Regions from separate parts of the Homo sapiens genome. Here region 1 is linked to region 2. A link is a loop called in an ENCODE intact Hi-C map of the cell type or tissue named here. Cell type or tissue: prostate gland. All regions are shown on one strand. Each heading gives the region's core, and the rest is flanking DNA. Links, peaks and the distances in the headings are about the cores only. Region 1 overlaps LOC105372066 (a long non-coding RNA gene). Region 2 has its middle 150 kb from the start of MIR187.

Region 1 (8,787 bases), core at 203-8,202, 190 kb before region 2:
AACAATGCTGGAAAGGGAAAATTAGGGATAAAAAGCAAAAGGAACAGACAGGAAACAAATAATAACATGATATACCTAATTCCTGTTATTGGTAAATTTTGTTTTGTATCTTTTCTTCTTGATTAGTCTTGTGTGAAACTTCAATTTTATTAATCTTTTAAAAGACTTGCTTTTTGCTTTGTTAATTTTCTCTATTGTTTTTCTATTTTCAATTTTATCAATTTCTACATGGATCTTTATTCTTTCTTTCCTTCTACTTACTTTGTGTTTAGTTTGCTCTGCTTTTCCTGGGCTCTTAAAGTGGAATTTGGCTCATTGATTTTAAGACTCTCTCCCTTTCTAATATAATTTTTAAAGCTGCACATTGACCTCTAAACACTGGTATAGTTGCAGCACCTAAACTTTAGTCTGCTACTTTTTATTATCATTCAGTTTGAAATATTTTCTAACCCAGATATCTTATTTGACCCATATATTACTTAGAAGTGTGTAGTTTAATTTCTAAATATCTGTGGCTTTTCTAGATATATTTATTGATCTCTATTTTAATTCCTTTATGGTTAAAGAACATACACTGTAAGATTTCAATCTTTTGAAGTATACTGAGAGATATTTTATGGCCAATTTTGGTCTCTTTTAGTGAACGTACCATGTGCAATTGGAAAGAATGTATATTCTGCTATCATTGGGTATAGTGTTCTATAAATGTCAATTATGTTTAGATGGCCTATAGTAGAGTTTAGCAAACTCTTCCCATGAAGGGCCAGATAATAGACAGTTCAAGCTTTGTGAGCCATATGATCTCTTTTGCATCTCAATTCTGCAAAAGCTGCTATAAACAACCATAGACAATACATAAATGAATAGGGGTGGCTGTTTTCTAATTTTTTTTTTGAGACGGAGTCTTGCTGTCTTGCCCAGGCTGGAGTGCAGTGACACGATCTTGGCTCACTGCAACCTCCGCCTCCTGGGTTCAAGCAATTCTCCTGCCTCAGCCTCCTGAGTAGCTGGGATTACAGGTGCGTGCCACCACACCCAGCTAATTTTTGTATTTTTAGTAGAGACAGCATTTCACCATGTTGTTCAGGCTGGTCTCAAACTCCTGACCTCATGATCCACCTGCCTTGGCCTCCCAAAGTGCTGAGATTACAGGTGTGAGCCACCACGCCCAGCCTAAAATTTTATTTTTGAGATTTGTCTCATATACCATAATTCAACAATCCCTGATCTATAGTGCTTTTAAAAGATATTGTATATATTTACTGGGTTTTTTTTTTTGGTCTAGTTATTCTATCACTTTTCAAGAGCAGGGTATCAAAATCTTTCATTACGAGTATGGATTTGTTTATTTCTCTCTTTAGTTCTGCTAATTTTGCTTGTTATTTTTAAACTCTGATTTTAGTTGCATAAACATATAGTCACTTCAGATTTCTTTTATTATTAAAAACACATAACACTACTCACAAAGATTAAGAATAAAAAATTGTATTTTAAAAATACATAACATTAAATTTATTATACTAACCATTTTTAGCTGTATAGTTCAGTAGTGTTAAGTTTATTCACATTGTTGTCCAACAGTTCTCTAATACTTTTTCATCTTGCAAAAATGAAACTCAACACCTGTTAAACACTAATTCCTCCTCTCCTCCCCCCAGCCTTTGGCAACCACCTTTCTACTTTCTGTTTCTATGATTTTTGACCACTTTAGATACTTCAAATGAGTGGAATCATACAGTATTTGTCCTTTAGTGACTGGCTTATTTCACTTAGCATAATATTCTCAAGTTTCGTCCATAGTGTAGTGACAACAGGATTTTCTACTATTTTTTTTTTTTTTTGAGACAGAGTCTCACTCTATCACCCATGCTGGAGTGGAGTTGCGATTCTCCTGCCTCAGCCTCCCGAGTTGCTGGGACTACAGGTGCACGCCACCGCGCCCAGCTAATTTTTTTTTTGTATTTTTTGTGGAGATGAGGTTTCGCCGTGTTGACCAGGCTGCTCTCAAACTCCTGACCTCAGGCCATCCACCTGCCTTGGCCTCCCAAAGTGCTGGGATTACAGGCATGAGTCACCGTGCCCGGCTGGATTTTTTACTTTTTAAAGGCTACATAACATTCCACTGTATGTGTACCACATTTTCTTTAGCCATTGATCTGTTGATGGACATTTGGGTTGCTTCCACCTCTTGCATATTTTGAATAATGCTGCAATGGACAAATGGATATGTAAATATCACTTTGAGATCCTGCTTTGACGTTTTTTGGATACATACCCAGAAGTGGGGTTTGCTGGGTCATGTGGTAATTCTATTTTCAATTTTTGGAGAAACCTCTATACTGTTTTCCGTAATGGCTGCAGCATTTTACATTCCCACCAGCAGTGCACAAGGGTTCCAATTTTTCCACACCCTTGCCAACACTTGTTATTTTCTGTTCTTTTGATGATGGCGCTTCTTGTGGGTATGCAGTGATATCTCATTGTGATTTTGACTTGCATTTCTTTTATGATTAGTGATGTTGATTATCTTTTTGTATGCTTGTTGGCCACCTCAGGTTTCTTATTCTTTCTTTTTACACAGTGTATCCTTTTCTATTCTTTTACTTTCAACCTATTTATGTTTTTGCAGTTAAGAGTCATCTTTTGTGGATAATATACAACCAGGTCTTGTTTTTGGTTTGTTTTAAATCCAGTCTGACAATCTCTGTCTTTTTATTAGCATGTTTAGTGTATTTATGTTTAATATAGTCCTTTTATTTATTTATTTTGAAGACAGAGTCTTGCTCTATCCCCCAGGTGGGAGTGCAGTGGCATGATCTTGGCTCACTGCAACCTCCCCCTCCTGGGTTCAAGTGGTTCTCCTGCCTCAGCCTCTCGAGCATCTGGGATTACAGGTGTGTGCCACCACGCCCGGCTACTTTTTGTATTTTTAGTGGAGATGATGTTTCACCATGTTGGCCAGGCTGGTCTCGAACTCCTGGCCTCAAGTGATCCACGTGCCTTGGCCTCCCAAAGTGTTAGGATTACAGGCATGAGCCACTGTGCCTGGCCTAATTTTTTGTATTTTTGGTAGAGACGGGTTTTCACCATGTTGGCCAGGCTGGTTTTGAACTCCTGAGCTCAATCGATCCACCCACCCCGGCCTCCCAAAGTGCTGGGATTACAGGTCACCACACCTGGCTATATTTAATATAGTTATTGATGTTAAGCTGCGACATATTTGAGGGATCAGAGGGTAGATTCTGGTAGGCAGCTTAATGGCTACCTGAGGATGTCCACGTCCTATTCCCTGGCACCTATGAATACGTTACCTTACATGGCAAAAGAGATTTTGCAGATGTGATTAAGGTTACTGACTTAAAATGGGGAAGATTATCCTATCCTGGATAATCTAGGTGGGCCCAATCTAATCACACAAATCCTTAAAAGGGGAGAACTTTTCCAGGCTGGGTCAGAGAGATGAGATGGGAGGAAGAGGACAGATTTGAAGTGTGAGAGGAACTTGACTGATAGTTCCCGGCTTTGGTTTTGAAGATGGAGGAAGGAGGTCCCAAGCCAAGGAATGCAGCATGGGCCTCTAGAAGCTGGAATGACCCTCACCTCACGGCCAGCAAGAAATCAGGGAACTCAGTCTTACCCGAGTGAGCAGGAAATCGATTCTCCTCTGCAGCCTCTATAGAGAACACAGCCTGTCAACACCCTGATTTTGGCCCAATGAGCCCTGTACCTCCAGAAGTGTAACGTAATAAATTTGTGTTGTTTTAAGCTATTAAGCTGTGGTTAATTTGTTATGGCGCCAAGAGAAAACTAACATGACACATACTTCTCTATATATTCTTCCCTTCTAGAATTACCTCTTCCCAATTTTCCTTTTTTTTTTTTTTTTTTTTAGACAAGGTCTCCCTCTGTCACCCAGGCTGGAGTGCAGTGGCACTATCTTGGCTCACTGCAGCCTCCACCTCCTGGGTTCCAGCAATTCTCATGCCTCAGCCTCCCGAGTAGCTGGGATTACAGGTATCTGCCACCATGCCCAGCTAATTTTTTGTGTTTTTAGTAGACAGGATTTCGCCATGTTGGCCAGGCTGGTCTCGAACTCCCGGCCTCAGGTGATCTGCCCACCTCGGCCTCCCAAAGTGCTGGGATTACAAGTGTGAGCCACCACTCCTGGCCCCAATTTTCCAATTCTACTAGTCTCAAACTCTGTTTTCTGTCCACTTCAAGTCAATCAAGCGATGGCTCTCTGCAGCTGGAGCTGCTCACTGATTGGGGGTTGCCCTCATGTCAAAAGCCATAAACTCACAAATCCCAACAATTTTCATTCATTTTTCAAGGGTGGTTTTCCTACAGTTTCTGCCTTCTTTTGATCAATCTCTAATACCTTCACACATTATTTTAAAAATGCTTTGCTCAGATTGTATAATTTTTATTTTATTTTATTTATTTTTTTTGAGACAGAGTCTTACTCTGTCGCCCAGGTGGTGCACCACCTCGCCCACCTAATTTTTTTCTCTTGTTTGGTATTTCTAGTAGAGACGGGGTTTCACCATGTTGACCAGACTAGTCTCAAACTCTTGACCTTAAGTGATTCGCCTGCCTTGGCCTTCCTAAGTGCTGGGATTACAGGAGTAAGCCACGGAGCCCAGCCAGATTGTATAACTTTTATCTGCAAGAAGATTAGTCCACCGTTACCAAAAGCTGGAACCTCATTATACTCTTCTGCCTACTTTCACGTTTGCAATTTTCCATAATTTAAAAAGAGAAAAAAAATTTTAAACGCTCTAGTGGGATGTTTTAATTTTACTTATTCTCATTAATCTGAAGCCTAAAAATGAGTTGCTATCTCTTAATGTGACAGTTGAAATAAAAGAAACGGAATAAAAGGGGGAGTTTTCGAAGCCTTTGATGGGGGAGGAAAGACCCCAAGCTTCTCTCCTTAGAGGGAAGGAATCCTTACTTACAGGTTAGTTCCACCACGTGCAGTTCCTCACAGTGACCAGCAGGGGGAAAAAGTAGTTTTGCGTTTCCGATGGATCCCTGCGCCCCGCTGCCAATTCCCCAAGCAAAGGGAAGCGAGGGGAGAGCGCGGAGCCCCCGATTAGCGTTCGGAGGAACTGGCCTAGAGGGGCCACTCGGAGCGCAAAGGCCCCGCGAAATAGAATATCTATACGCCCAGCAACCCTCCCTTTCGAGGCGCACGGAATAAGTTGGCTGGAACTCTCCGCTGACCGCTCCGCCTGGGACTCAGGGTTGCAGCCGCACAGAGCTTCCTCCGGGGCGCCCAGGGCGGCGCGAGCAGGAGGGGGACCCAGTGTGGCCGCGCCCGGGAACTCGGGGGACCAGGTGAGGCTGCGCCCGGGTCCCAGTGGGATCCAGATGAGCGTACGCCCAAGCCCGCGGGGGACCAGGTGAGCCCGCGCCCGGGTCTGAGTGGGATCCAGGTGAGCCAGCGTCCAGCGTCTCCAGGGTCTGGGGCAGGGTCGTCGGGCTTAGGACTCAAGCAGTCAGCGGGCAGAATGGGTTGGCGTGGAGAGCCAGACGCGCTCAGGATCCAGGCGATGGGCCTGGGCATAGCCGTGTCTGCAAGGGCTGTCGTCAGGGGATCGTCGAGAGGACCTGCTTCTACCTAGTGGATTCACAGTACTACCCATAAAAATAAACCCTGCTAATGAGACGGTGTGTGGGAAGGGGGTGGGAGCATGGTCATTTTATTAGAGCTGAGCATTAATAATTTCCTTGAGGACCTTGGGCAAACTCTTTGTTTTGAAGCCAGTGGAGGCCTGGGTCAGTGTCCCTGAGTTCTGAGTTAACTGCGTGGACAAATGATGAGAAACAGCCATCACTTTAGGGATGTTTTAAGAGAAAGTCGGTGTGTGCTGAAACAGTGAGTTAGAGAGACTGGGAACAGAAAGCAAAGACCAGAAAGACAAGAAGCAAACATATGGGAAGTCAAAAAAGGAAATTGCCTGGAAATAAAGCCAGATGGGTCTGGCAGGAGTGCTGTCTTGGTTGACATCTGTGGGACATGACCCTGGACAGATCACTGGAGTCAGAGGAGGTCATTAATTAAGAATCCGCTGGTTATCCTTGGTGTTTTAAGGTTACCACGGTAGAAATAGAAACGTGTGCAGCACATAGTCAACAAGTTTTGGCAAATGACCAAATAAGATACAAACATTTAATTGGATTAGGAGATCAGTTGCAAAGTGTTGTGTTTCTATGCCATGATGAACATTCAGAGTGGAATCTCTAGAAAAATGCTTTGTGTAAATGATTAGACTGTAGGGCTAAGGTGTTGCAAAACAGTACAGTAAGTTATTTACTCTTTTTTTTTTTTGAGACGGAGCCTCACTCTGTTGCCCAGGCTGGAGGGTAGTGGCTTGATCTCGGCTCACTGCAACCTCCGCCTCCCGGGTTCAAGCAGTAAATTATTTACTTTTAGTCTCAATAATACTGTGTGTATCAGTAATAATCTAATTACATTTATTTCAAGAAGGTGTCCATTTGTTTTAGACAGGTAATTACTAGTTTAAAATAGATGGGAATATAAAACATTCCGATAATTTGAAATATAGGCTAAAGTCAAGTAAAACATTTGCAAAACCATACATGAAAATGGTAAAATAAGAGCAGACCAAGTTCAGCTAGTTTTCAAAAAAATATAGAATGCCACTCTTTCCCCTGTTCTTGTACTTGAGGGTTGAGGAGCTGTTTGTTGTTGCAGGCTCACACCTGTGTGTCCGAGTCAGGCCTGCAAAACCTGTGTGTCCCACTTCTCAATTTACCCAGTTCTGGGGTCCTTCTCTGCACACCTGTGAAAAGACATCTTATTCTTGTGGTTTAAAACTTGCCGGCCGGGCGCGGTGGCTTATGCCTGTAATCCCAGCGCTTTGGGAGCCCGAGGCGGGTGGATCACGAGGTCAAGAGATTGAGACCATCCTGGCCAACATGGTGAAACCCCGTCTCTACTAAAAATACAAAAATTAACTGGGCGTGGTGGCACATACCTGTAATCCCATCTACTTGGGAGGCTGAGGTAGGAGAATCACTTGAACCCGGGAGGCAGAGGTTGCAGTGAGTCGAGATCGTGCAGTTGCACTCCAGCCTGGGTGACAAGAGCCAAACTCCGTCTCAAAAAAAACCCAACCAACCAGCCAAACAAACAAAAACTTGCCTATACTGCTTGGTGTTTTAAAAAATTTGGAAGGGGGAGGAAAAGACAGGTTATTCTTCCATGAATCAGACACAGCAACTGAACCTCAATTGTTGGGGAGGGATTGATTGCTGAATGAAAAAACTAGGTGGGAGGCAGGAGGGGGTGGATATGATGACCTCATTTGAACTTTGCATGCTATTTCTTCTTAAACGGTGAGGAGTTTAGAAAAAGTACTCAAGCTTAGTTTTGGCGGAAAGGCATTAATAGTATTTTCTCAAGCAGTGTTTGTACAGAATTATTAAGGAGCCCCCTAACATTTTCTCATAAGCCCCCAGGAACGGATTCCTTGTACCTCAGAGGCAAGGTACTTGCCAATAAGCCTTTAGCTTGAGGCTTGCTGTAATATATTTTATAAGACTGTAATGGAACTTAGCAATTTAATCAGAGTATGTGCTTCTCGTTATATTCTTAAAAAATACAACGCATCAGCAAATGTTGCATTATGGGCTATGAAATTCCTTCTGTTAGTTGTTCACATTTTAGCCTGTGCCCACTGTGTTTTGTATGATGGACAAACCAAATAATCATTATGTAAGTAAGGTAGAGCTTTATATTTTTTCCAATGTGTAAACACTCTGTAAATAGGCAGTCCTTGGTGGGTGTGGCAGCTCCCCTAGCTCATCAGGAACCTGGACTCCTCTCTTTCTTCTCTGCTATCCTCAGTGTGTAGTTCTCATCTTTCAGGCTGCCTGGTGGTTGCAAGATGACTGCTGAAGTTCTAGTCATGACACTCATGTTCTAGGCAGGAAGTAGGAAGAAAGGGAGAAGGTAGCTGAATACAATTTAACAACTTCCATTTAAATTTTGTGGTAGAATGTCTGCAAAGATGGCTGCCAATAATTTTTGTAGGCTTAAGTCATTTTTTCCTGTCAAGAGGTATAGTCTGTTTCTCTTCTCCTTTAGTCAGGGCTGGCCCTATGACTTGCTTTGACCAATAGAATGTATTGGAAGGCCTTGCTAGGCTTTGCTGCTTCTGTTTACCCTCTTGGGATCCAGCTGCCATGTAAAGAAGCTTAGACTAGAATATATATATATATATATCTGGAATACAATGGTGTGAACACAGCTTACTGCAGCCTCAACCTCCCAGGCTCAGGTGATCCTCCCACCTCAGCTTCGATAGTAGCTGGGACTACAGGTGCACTTTACCATACTCAGCTAATTTTTTGTAGAGACAGGGTTTCGCCATTTTGCCCAGGTTGGTCTTGAACTCCTTGGCTCAAGTGATCCACCCACCTCGGCCTCCCAAAGTGCTGGGATTACAGGTGTGAGCCACCACAGCTGGCCCAGAGTAAACTATTGAATAATGAACAACTATGTGAAGAGAGGCCTAGCCAGTCCCCAGCTATTCCAAGTACCCCAGTTGAGGCATAAGTCACGTGTATGAAGCCATCTTGAGTGTACCAGTCCCAGTCAAACTCCACTTGATACCATGTGGGATGCAAGAACCACCCAGTTGAGCCCTGTCAACTTATAGAAATGATCAGAAATAGTAAATCATTGCTGAATTGTGCCGAAACACAATTAATTGGCTCTCCGCCTCCAAATACCAGATGGTCAAGAAGTGAAGTTCA
Region 2 (8,787 bases), core at 459-8,458:
CCGGCCGTGTGAAGTGTCAGTCTGCCGCTACTGGGGGTGCCTCCCAGTTAGGCTGCTCAGGGGTCAGGGGTCAGGGACCCACTTGAGGAGGCAGTCTGCCTGTTCTCAGATCTCCAGCTGCATTCTGGAAGAACCACTGCTCTCTTCAAAGCTGTCAGACAGGGACATTTAAGTCTGCAGAGGTTACCGCTGTCTTTTTGTTTGTCTGTGCCCTGCCCCCAGAGGTGGAGCCTACAGAGGCAGGCAGGCCTCCTTGAGCTGTGGTGGGCTCCACCCAGTTCGAGCTTCCCCACTGCTTTGTTTACCTAAGCAAGCCTGGGCAATGGTGGGCGCCCCTCCCCTAGCCTCGGGGCCGCCTTGCAGTTTGATCTCAGACTGCTATGCTAGCAATCAGCGAGACTCCGTGGGCGTAGGTCCCTCCGAGCCAGGTGTGGGATATAATCTCCTGGTGCACCGTTATTTAAGCCCGTTGGAAAAGCGCAGTATTTGGGTGGAAGTGACCCGATTTTCCAGGTGCCGTCTGTCACCCCTTTCTTTGACTAGGAAAGGGAACTCCCTGACCCCTTGCGCTTCCGGAGTGAGGCAATGCCTCGCCCTGCTTTGGCTCGTGCAACGGTGCGCTGCACCCACTGACCTGTGCCCACTGTCTGGCACTCCCTAGTGAGATGAACCCGGTACCTCAGATGGAAATGCAGAAATCACCCATCTTCTGCGTTGCTCACGCTGGGAGCTGTAGACCGGAGCTGTTCCTATTCGGCCATCTTGGCTCCTCCCCCCCTTCAATTTCCTTAATACACTGTTGTTTATTATTTCCTTCCTCCTGTTCACTTTGGGTTTATTTTGCTCTTTTCCTCCCTAGTCTCTTATGGCAGAAGCTTAAATTGTTGTTTTGATACATTTCTTGTTTTGTAATACAATCATTTAATGCAGCAAATTCCCTTCCCACTTTAGCTACATCCCACAAGTTTTGATATGTTACATAGTTATTTTCTTTCATTTCAATATATTTTCTGATTTCCCTTTTTTAAGTGTGTGGTTTGCTTTCTTATTGTTTAGAAATTTTCCTGTTATCCTTCTCTTATTGATTTCTAGTTTAATTCCATTATAGTCAGAAAACATACTTTGTATGATTTCAGTGCTTTTAAATTTAAGGTTGGATATGTTATTCACAATATGGCCTATCTTTGTAAATGTTCCATGTGCATTTGAAAAGAATGTGTAGTCTGCTGTTGTAGTGTGTAGTGTTCTGTAAATATGACTTAATTCAAGTTAGTTGATAGTGTTCCATTCTATCCTTGCCACTATTTCTATATATTACATAGAAAGGAGTGTTGCAATCTCCAAGTATTATTGTCAGCATGTCTACTCCTTTTATATTCTGACAATTTTTGTTTTCTGCATTTTGAAGCTCTATTCTCAAGTGCTCATACATTTAGAATTGTTGTGCTTTCCTGGTGATGAATTGATTTTTCTTTTTTTTTTAAAAAAAGTGTATTGAGGTAAAATATACATGTATAATTCACCATCTTTACCATTTTAAGTGTAAAATTCTGTGGTGATAAATAATTTACATTATTTTTCCCCTTCATTCCCCCTTCCCCTCTCCCCTCCCCCCTCCCCCCTCCCCAGCCTCTGGTAACCACCTATCTACTCTTCATCTCCATGAGATCTCTTCTTTGGCTCCCACAAGTGAGGACATGCAGTGTTTGTCTTTCTATGCTTTGCTTATTTCACTTAACATAATGGCCTCCAGTTCCATCCATGTTGTTGCAAATGGCAAGATTTCACTCTTTTTATGGATGAATAATATTCCATTGTGTATAGGTACATATTCTTTATCCATTCATCCATTAGTGGGCACTTAGGTTGATTCTGTATTCTGGATTTTGTAAATAGTGCTGCAATAAACATTAGAAGGCAGACATCTCTTTGATACATTGACCTCCTTTCTTTTGGATATATACCCTATAGTGGAATTGCTGAATCATGTGATAGTTCTATTTTTGGTTTTTTGAGGAAACTCTATACTGATCTCCATAGTGGCTGTGCTAATTTACATTCCCACCAACAGTGTACAAGGGTTCCCCTTTCTCCACATCCTTGTCAACATCTGTTATTGCCTGCCTTTTTGGTACAAGCTATTTTAAACAAGGTGAGATAATACCTCGTTGTGGTTTTGATTTGCACTTTCCTGATAATTAGTGATGTTGAACATTTTTTCATATACTTGTTGGCCATTTGTATATCTTCTTTTGAGAAATGTCAGTTCAGATCTTTTGCCGATTTTTATTTATTTTTAAATTTTTAATACTTTTTACTCTTTTAAAATATTTTTTTAACTGACACAGGGTCTTGTTCTTTTTTCACCCAGGCTGGAGTGCAGTGGCATCATCACTACTCACTGCAGCCTCAACCTTCTGGGCTCAAATGATCCACTACAGCTTCCCAAGGAGCTGGGAATACAGGTGCATGATGCCACTGCACCCAGCTACTTTTTTTTTTTTTTTTTTCAAGAGGTAGGGTCTTACTATGTTGCCTAGGCTGATCTTAAACTCCTGGGCTCAAGCTATCCTCTCGCCTTGGCCTCCCAAAATGCTAGGATTATAGGTGTAAGCCACAGTGCCCAGACACCCATTTTAAAATCAGATTATTTGTTTTATGCTATTGAGTTGTTTGAACTCTTTATATATTCTGGTTATTACTCTCTTGGCAGAGGGACAGTTTGCAAATATTTTTTTCCCATTTTGTAGGTTGCCTGTTCACCTTGTTTCATTTGCTGTGCAGAAGCTTTTTAACTTGATGTAATCTCCGTTGTCTATTTTTGCTTTGATTGCCTGGAGCTTTTCCTCAATGTTTTCTTCTAGTAGTTTCATAGTTTCAGGTTTTAGTCCTTTTAAATCTTTAATCCTTTTTGATTTGATTTTTGTGTATAGTGAGAGATAGGGATCTGGTTTCATTCTTCTGCATTTAGTTGTTCAGTTTTCTCAGCACCATTTATTGAAAAGACTGTCCTTTCCCTATTGCATATTCTGGGATCTTTTGTCAAAGATGAGTTGGTTATAAATGTGTGGATTTATATTTGGGTTCTCTATTATGTTCTATTGTTCTATGTGTCTGTTGTTATGCCAGTACCAGTGAATTAACTTTTCTACCAATATGTAATATCCCTTTTTAACCCTGGTAGTTTTCTTTGTTCTGAAGTCTACTTTGATATTAACATAGTAGTTTTGTTTCAGTTGGGGTCTTCAATGTGCAGTTTTTTTTTTTTTTTCCATAGTTTTTCTTTTTAACCTACCTATACTATAATATTTGAGGAGAGTTTCTTATAGAGAGCATGTACTTGAGTCATTTTTATAAAATTCATTCTGTCAATCTCTATCTTTTAATTGGTGTGTTTATGTCATTTACATGTAATGTAATTATTGATATGTTTGGATTCAGGTCTTCTAATTATTATTTATTTTCTACTTTTTTCTGTATTTTTAGTTCACCTTTTTTTTTTTCCTTTGTTTGGTTTACTTAAACTTCTTTTTTAGTATTCTAGTTTAAGTTATCTAGTGTGTGTGTTATTGGGTTTTTTTTTTCTTCTTCTTTTTTTGAGATGGAGTCTCTCTCTGTCACCCAGGCTGGAGTGCAGTGGTGCAATCTAGGCTCACTGCAACCCCTGCCTCCCAGGTTCAAGCAATTCTCCCACTTCAGCCTCCCAAGTAGCTGGGACTACAGGCATGCACCACCATGCCCAGCTAATTTTTGTATTTTTAGTAGAAACAGGGTTTCACCATGTTGGCCAGGGTGGTCTCAAACTCTTGACCTCAAGTGATCCACCTTCCTCAGCCTCCCAAAGTGTTGAGATTACAGGTGTGAGCCACCACTCCCGGCCTCTAGTGGGTTTTTGGCATTAACTCTTGGTGTAATTTTTCAGTGTTCTAAGGATTACAATATACATATTTGACTTTTTGTAGTCTATTTAGAATCGATATTTCACCATTTCAAGTGGAATATCAGAATCTTACCACCATATGGATCTCCTTACCTTCCTCCTCTTTTTGTTGTAATTGTCTCATGTATTACAGCTACATACTTTGAAACTTTTTAAAATGGTGTTAAAAATTTTTGCTTTTAATTGTCTTACATATTTTAAAGAACTCAACAAGAGAAGAATAACCTATTATACTTATCCAGATATTTGCCATTTCTGTTCTTGTTCATTTCTAATGTTCCACATTTCCTTCTGGTATCATTTTTTCTTCCCCTCTTACCTACCTAAACAATACCTGGTGGCCCAGCAGAGACAAAGAATCACAGCAAGAGAAAGAGAAATCAATTTAATTAAAGATTTAATGGCTGCAGGACTACTCAGAGGCAGTTCCTAGTATAACAGCGCCACCTGCTGGAAGAGAAGCCAAATAAACTTTTTTTTTGTTCCAAGGCAGCTGTGACCAAGCTCTTGCTGGAACTGAATGCCTGACGCGAGGATGCTTTGTGACTCTTTGGCCTGCCATCCCCATTTTGGGGTGTATCAACTCACTCAATGACTAAAAAAGTGAGAAGAGCCTAAGAGATCTCTCCGTTTAAAAGGAAATGGAGTATTCAAGAGCCAGTTGGCCTCTCCTTAGCAGCATCTTGGCAGCAATCCCTTTAGCGGAAACATTATCACCAACCATGCCCCCTAAAGCAAAGCTGCTGTAGGTGTTCAGCCTCAGCACCATCTCCATAAAACAATAAGTGAACATGATCACTCTGCTCAGTGGGCAGAACTCACTGCAGTCCTAATGCCCTCGCCAGTGCTTCCCGCAAAGAAATTTGCTACATGTTAACTAACTCTTACCTGGCACCAATGGCCTGGCCGTCTGCTCTGCTGCTGGGAAGACTCTAGACTGGAAGGTTACAGACATCCCTCTTTGGAGCAGCAAACTGGAAACAAATCGAGGCCGCTGATGGGCAGCTGGTGTCACAGATGTGGATGCCCTTGGTAAGGATTCTCTGACGAGACTGACTGGAATCAAACTGCTTGATAGATCCCTACCCGAATCCACATCCACGTTTTGGGGTGCCTTGAGCCCAGGCAGGGGAATCTCAGAGGAACAAGAGTGGTAAACTCACTGCTGGTGCTGAGATACTTCAGGCTTTGGTTTTCTTCCAAATGCATCTGCTGCTATTTACTTTTCCGAGTCTTCAGATGGCTGCTCCATGCGTGCCGCCCAGGGTTACAGCTGCCTTCGGTGGGATAGACAGGTCAGGATATGCTTGTTCCATCTCATCCAGAACTGGAACCAAGGGGAGGATTTTAGCAGGTGGAGAGGAGGCAAAAGGGCATTTCCAGGAGAACAGCAGCACTAGGCAAAGCACAAAGCTGAGAACATAGGACAGGCTCTGGGGGCAAGAATAGTTCATCTGGCTGGGTCCTGAGTGCGCAAGGAGAGCAGCAGGTGAGAAATCTGACAGAAGGGCTTGGCCTTAGCATGGGGCCTCAGGAAAGGAGAGTGGGCTTTGCTGGACAGCGTCCCCGGGAGTCACGGAGAGGATCCAAGCTGAGAAGTAGCTATGGCAGAGCTGTACTACGGGGCCTACACGTTGTCCCTCCACCTGGAACTCTTTGTTCTGCTCTTCCCCCAGCCAACTCTTTCTCATCCTTCAGGTTTCAGTGTAAGTCTCTTTCCTCAGGGAAGCCTACCTGACCTCTCACCACCTGCTCAGCTCAGACCGTGGCTCCCATAGAATACTAGATTTTTCCTTCGTGGTCCTTATCATGTTGTCAATTGTTTACTTAGTCATTTGCAATGATTTGTTTCACATCCATTTTCCCTGCCAGCCTGTGAGCATATTTCTTGTTTATTGCTAAGGGCATTTGATCAGCAAACTTGCAGGAAGAATGTGCTCTCTGCCCACCAGGGCATTAGGTGCCAACATTCCCAAGGACGAAGTATGTGACCTTTCCCCATGTTGTTAGCTTGTTGCCTGCACAGACCCTACATCCCAGTGTTCCTGGTCTAGCTGACAGGGGTTGTGTGTGGAGTGGAGGGAGAAGGGGCGGGTGGCAGAAAGACTGGGTCAGAATCCACTATAGTAGGCAAAGGAGTTGCCGGCCATGCTGTAACCAGGGCCTGAGGGGTGAGGCTACACTCAAGAGTGAAGCAAACACCACCCAGACTTTTTTGAGATCCTGGATATTGGGGAGCCCCAAAACAGGACCTTCTGACATTTGCCCACCTCCTGCAGGCTGCAGCGAGCCAGGCTGCCCAGTCTTCCTCTGGCAACTCAGAGGTACCATCACACTGGTGAGAGGAAGGGAACTGAGTGCCTCTTGAGCCAGGACAGAGCTGGGGCTTCAAGTTACTATTTCCAACGCTATTAGCACATGTGATGAGGGCCTAGGGGGTGCAAGGCTCACTCTGGGGTCACTGACTTGGGGATATGGCAGGGCCAGGACAGGGACTCCAGGTCTGTCTGCTTTGAAGCCCCGCTGAACTCCAGCAGGCCCCATGCCCCTCAGGAACCACCTTGGGGAGGGGGATCTGAATTCAGGGGCCACCTCAGCCAGCTCCTTCATCATCCTCTGTCTTCCACACCTGGAGCTCGTTTATGCCAGGGCCTTGGAAGAAGATAATGCAGGATGAGGACACAGCGTGCAAACCACCCGGCTGTGTCCCACACAGCCTCCTCCTGCCTCTTCACCTGTCTTGCATCCGCCTACAAGTCTAGTCGGTTCTGTTTGGTTTTTGCCTGATAGACCTTCAATGTCTGGCAATGTCTGTCAGTAATTACAGCCCACAATTCCCTAGCAAATTTATTTAGGAATGAATTATTTCACAGACTTCAATAACAGTAAATTGCTTATTCCTAGTGGGTTCTGAGGCATTCAGAGATGGGCTATACAAAGCCATGCTGATCCTCACTGTGGGAACCCTAGGTTCTTTCCAAGCGTCCCCCATCCTCTCCCACTCATCAGGAGCTATGGGCCTCCGTCAGGGTGTGGCCCCCAGCTGGCCAGGCCACAGACTGACCAAATCCTGTTGGATCATTTCAGCTGGAGATTCTTGAGGGGAAAATGTGTGATTTAATGGAAAACTATGAATTGTTTAGATCACACCCTGTAGGGGTATCTCACTGTGTGCTGTTTTACAAATCTATAAGTTGTAAATGACTGACAGCAAACAAAATAAGTCTTGCCTATGGACATGCAAATAAATTCTCTCTGGTGAAGGGATGACCCTGCCAATGTGGAGAAACCAGTTTGGGATCCACTTGTAAGTTCATTTTAATATTCCTGATATATAAATGTGTCTATTCTTTGGATTCTCCCTTGAACATGTTGAAACATCCTATAGGTTTCTGCCAGGCAAGTTGTCAGAGCCCTGGCAGTGGAGAGTGATTGGCTCACATATGGGAAAAGAATGTACCGACAGCAGAATAGGTTTGAAGAGGAAAGTTTTATTAAACAGAAAGAACACTGCAGCAGAGTATAGCAGGGCGCTTCAGCTAGACAAGACTGAGCGTGCCAAGGTGGATTTTCCTTAGGGGTATTTATGGACCTTAAAGTGGGAGCTTAAGGGTAATTTGGACCATATTAGCCATGTAGGTAATTTGGTGCCTTGATGTCGGCAAGTGTTGCACAATGAGTTTCAACATACATGCATTCCGGAGATGCATTAGAAATCCTAGTTACTTATACATGTTTTAGAAAGAAGCCTGGTGTCAGATTATGGCTTTAGAAAATAGGAAAGTCTAATTACTTCTGAGTTCCTTAAATAAAGAGTTTTGCCTCCAGATGGTCTGCTTGATGGACACCAGGTGACTTTGCTATCCTCACTTTCCTCACTAATAATGAGTTGAATAAAGTCTTTAACAATATTGATTTTATAACTGCCTTAGAATCATAATTTTACTTTTTGTTGAAAAGTATCCTTTAACACAAACTTAAGCAACCCCAGAGTTTCTGATGCATTGAGTCTGGGGTGGAGCCCAAGAACATGATGTCTAACAAGCCCATGGCTCAGGCTTTGAGGACTCTGTGTCATCTGAGGGTGTTCTTGAGGGTGGCAAGGGCTCTGCTGTGACAGGACATTGTCCTGGGTTAATGGGGTGTCTAACCCCCGGGACCCACAGAGTGTCTCCCAGATGCTGAAAGAAACTCTGTTCTGCAGCCAATGGAGGGGCTGGAGATGGGAGAATTGGGATCACAGAGCCAATGTCCCTTCCCCAATGCCCAGTGTGCAAGTTGGCCCAGGCTGTGTGCTTTCAAGCCATGCAACTATTGCTGATGAACTTAAGGCTGGGCCTTTCTGAGGTGGACATGAAGCCCAGGAAGGGTAGGTGAGCTGGGGCTGCAGCCTCATCACTTTCCCTGGACACCCTTGCTCTTTAACTCAGCAAGTGTGCAGCTCCAAGCAGCCCTCCCTTGAGCAAAGGGACATGTCATGTCACAGACTGGTTTTCGTGACTCTGCAGGACCTGGGACCCTCTGCAAGTGACAGAGAGGTGTCGCTGGGGGACTCTAATCCTGAAATTGCCTTTGCAAAAATTTTAACAGTGAGAAAACTATGACAGTGAAGGAGATGTGATCTAACCAACTTCTATCTTGCCTTTAACCTTCAAAGAGCCCTGAGTCATTTCTAGGCATAGGCCAAGCTAACTTTGGGAGACATTTATAGTTTAAATGATAATAGCCCTTCCCCAAAACTAAACCTAAAGCTAATGAAAGGCCACCAGATTAGGAGGATGTGAGGATCCTGAATTCTTCTAAGGTGTAGACATTAGCCATTGCAGCCATTATTCCGGAGGTCACAA

The links. A loop is a pair of places that touch in the nucleus more often than their neighbours do. Peaks named below come from ENCODE experiments on the same cell type or tissue, not always from the same donor. Only the 100,000 strongest peaks of a DNase experiment are listed, where the experiment ranks them.
Region 1: it touches region 2 in a loop (8-fold over the local background); 89 of 110 quality-filtered maps call a loop at or near these places.

Annotation. Positions count from the first base shown.
Region 1 is chr18:35,946,785-35,955,571 of GRCh38, reverse strand. It overlaps LOC105372066 (a long non-coding RNA gene), which reads left to right. Exons shown (of 4, transcript NR_188032.1): 3 at 2,773-2,894; 4 at 3,535-3,769. Among named protein-coding and RNA genes, the nearest start is that of MIR3929, 17 kb to the right of the region's middle. In prostate gland, for the core only: a CTCF peak has its summit at 4,997 (motif pointing right); a DNase peak (open chromatin) is centred at 5,011; H3K4me3 peaks cover 987 bases; H3K27ac peaks cover 759 bases.
Region 2 is chr18:35,752,298-35,761,084 of GRCh38, reverse strand. No RefSeq gene overlaps it. Among named protein-coding and RNA genes, the nearest start is that of MIR187, 150 kb to the left of the region's middle. RefSeq lists an enhancer at 4,246-4,540. In prostate gland, for the core only: a CTCF peak has its summit at 4,380 (motif pointing left); a DNase peak (open chromatin) is centred at 4,404.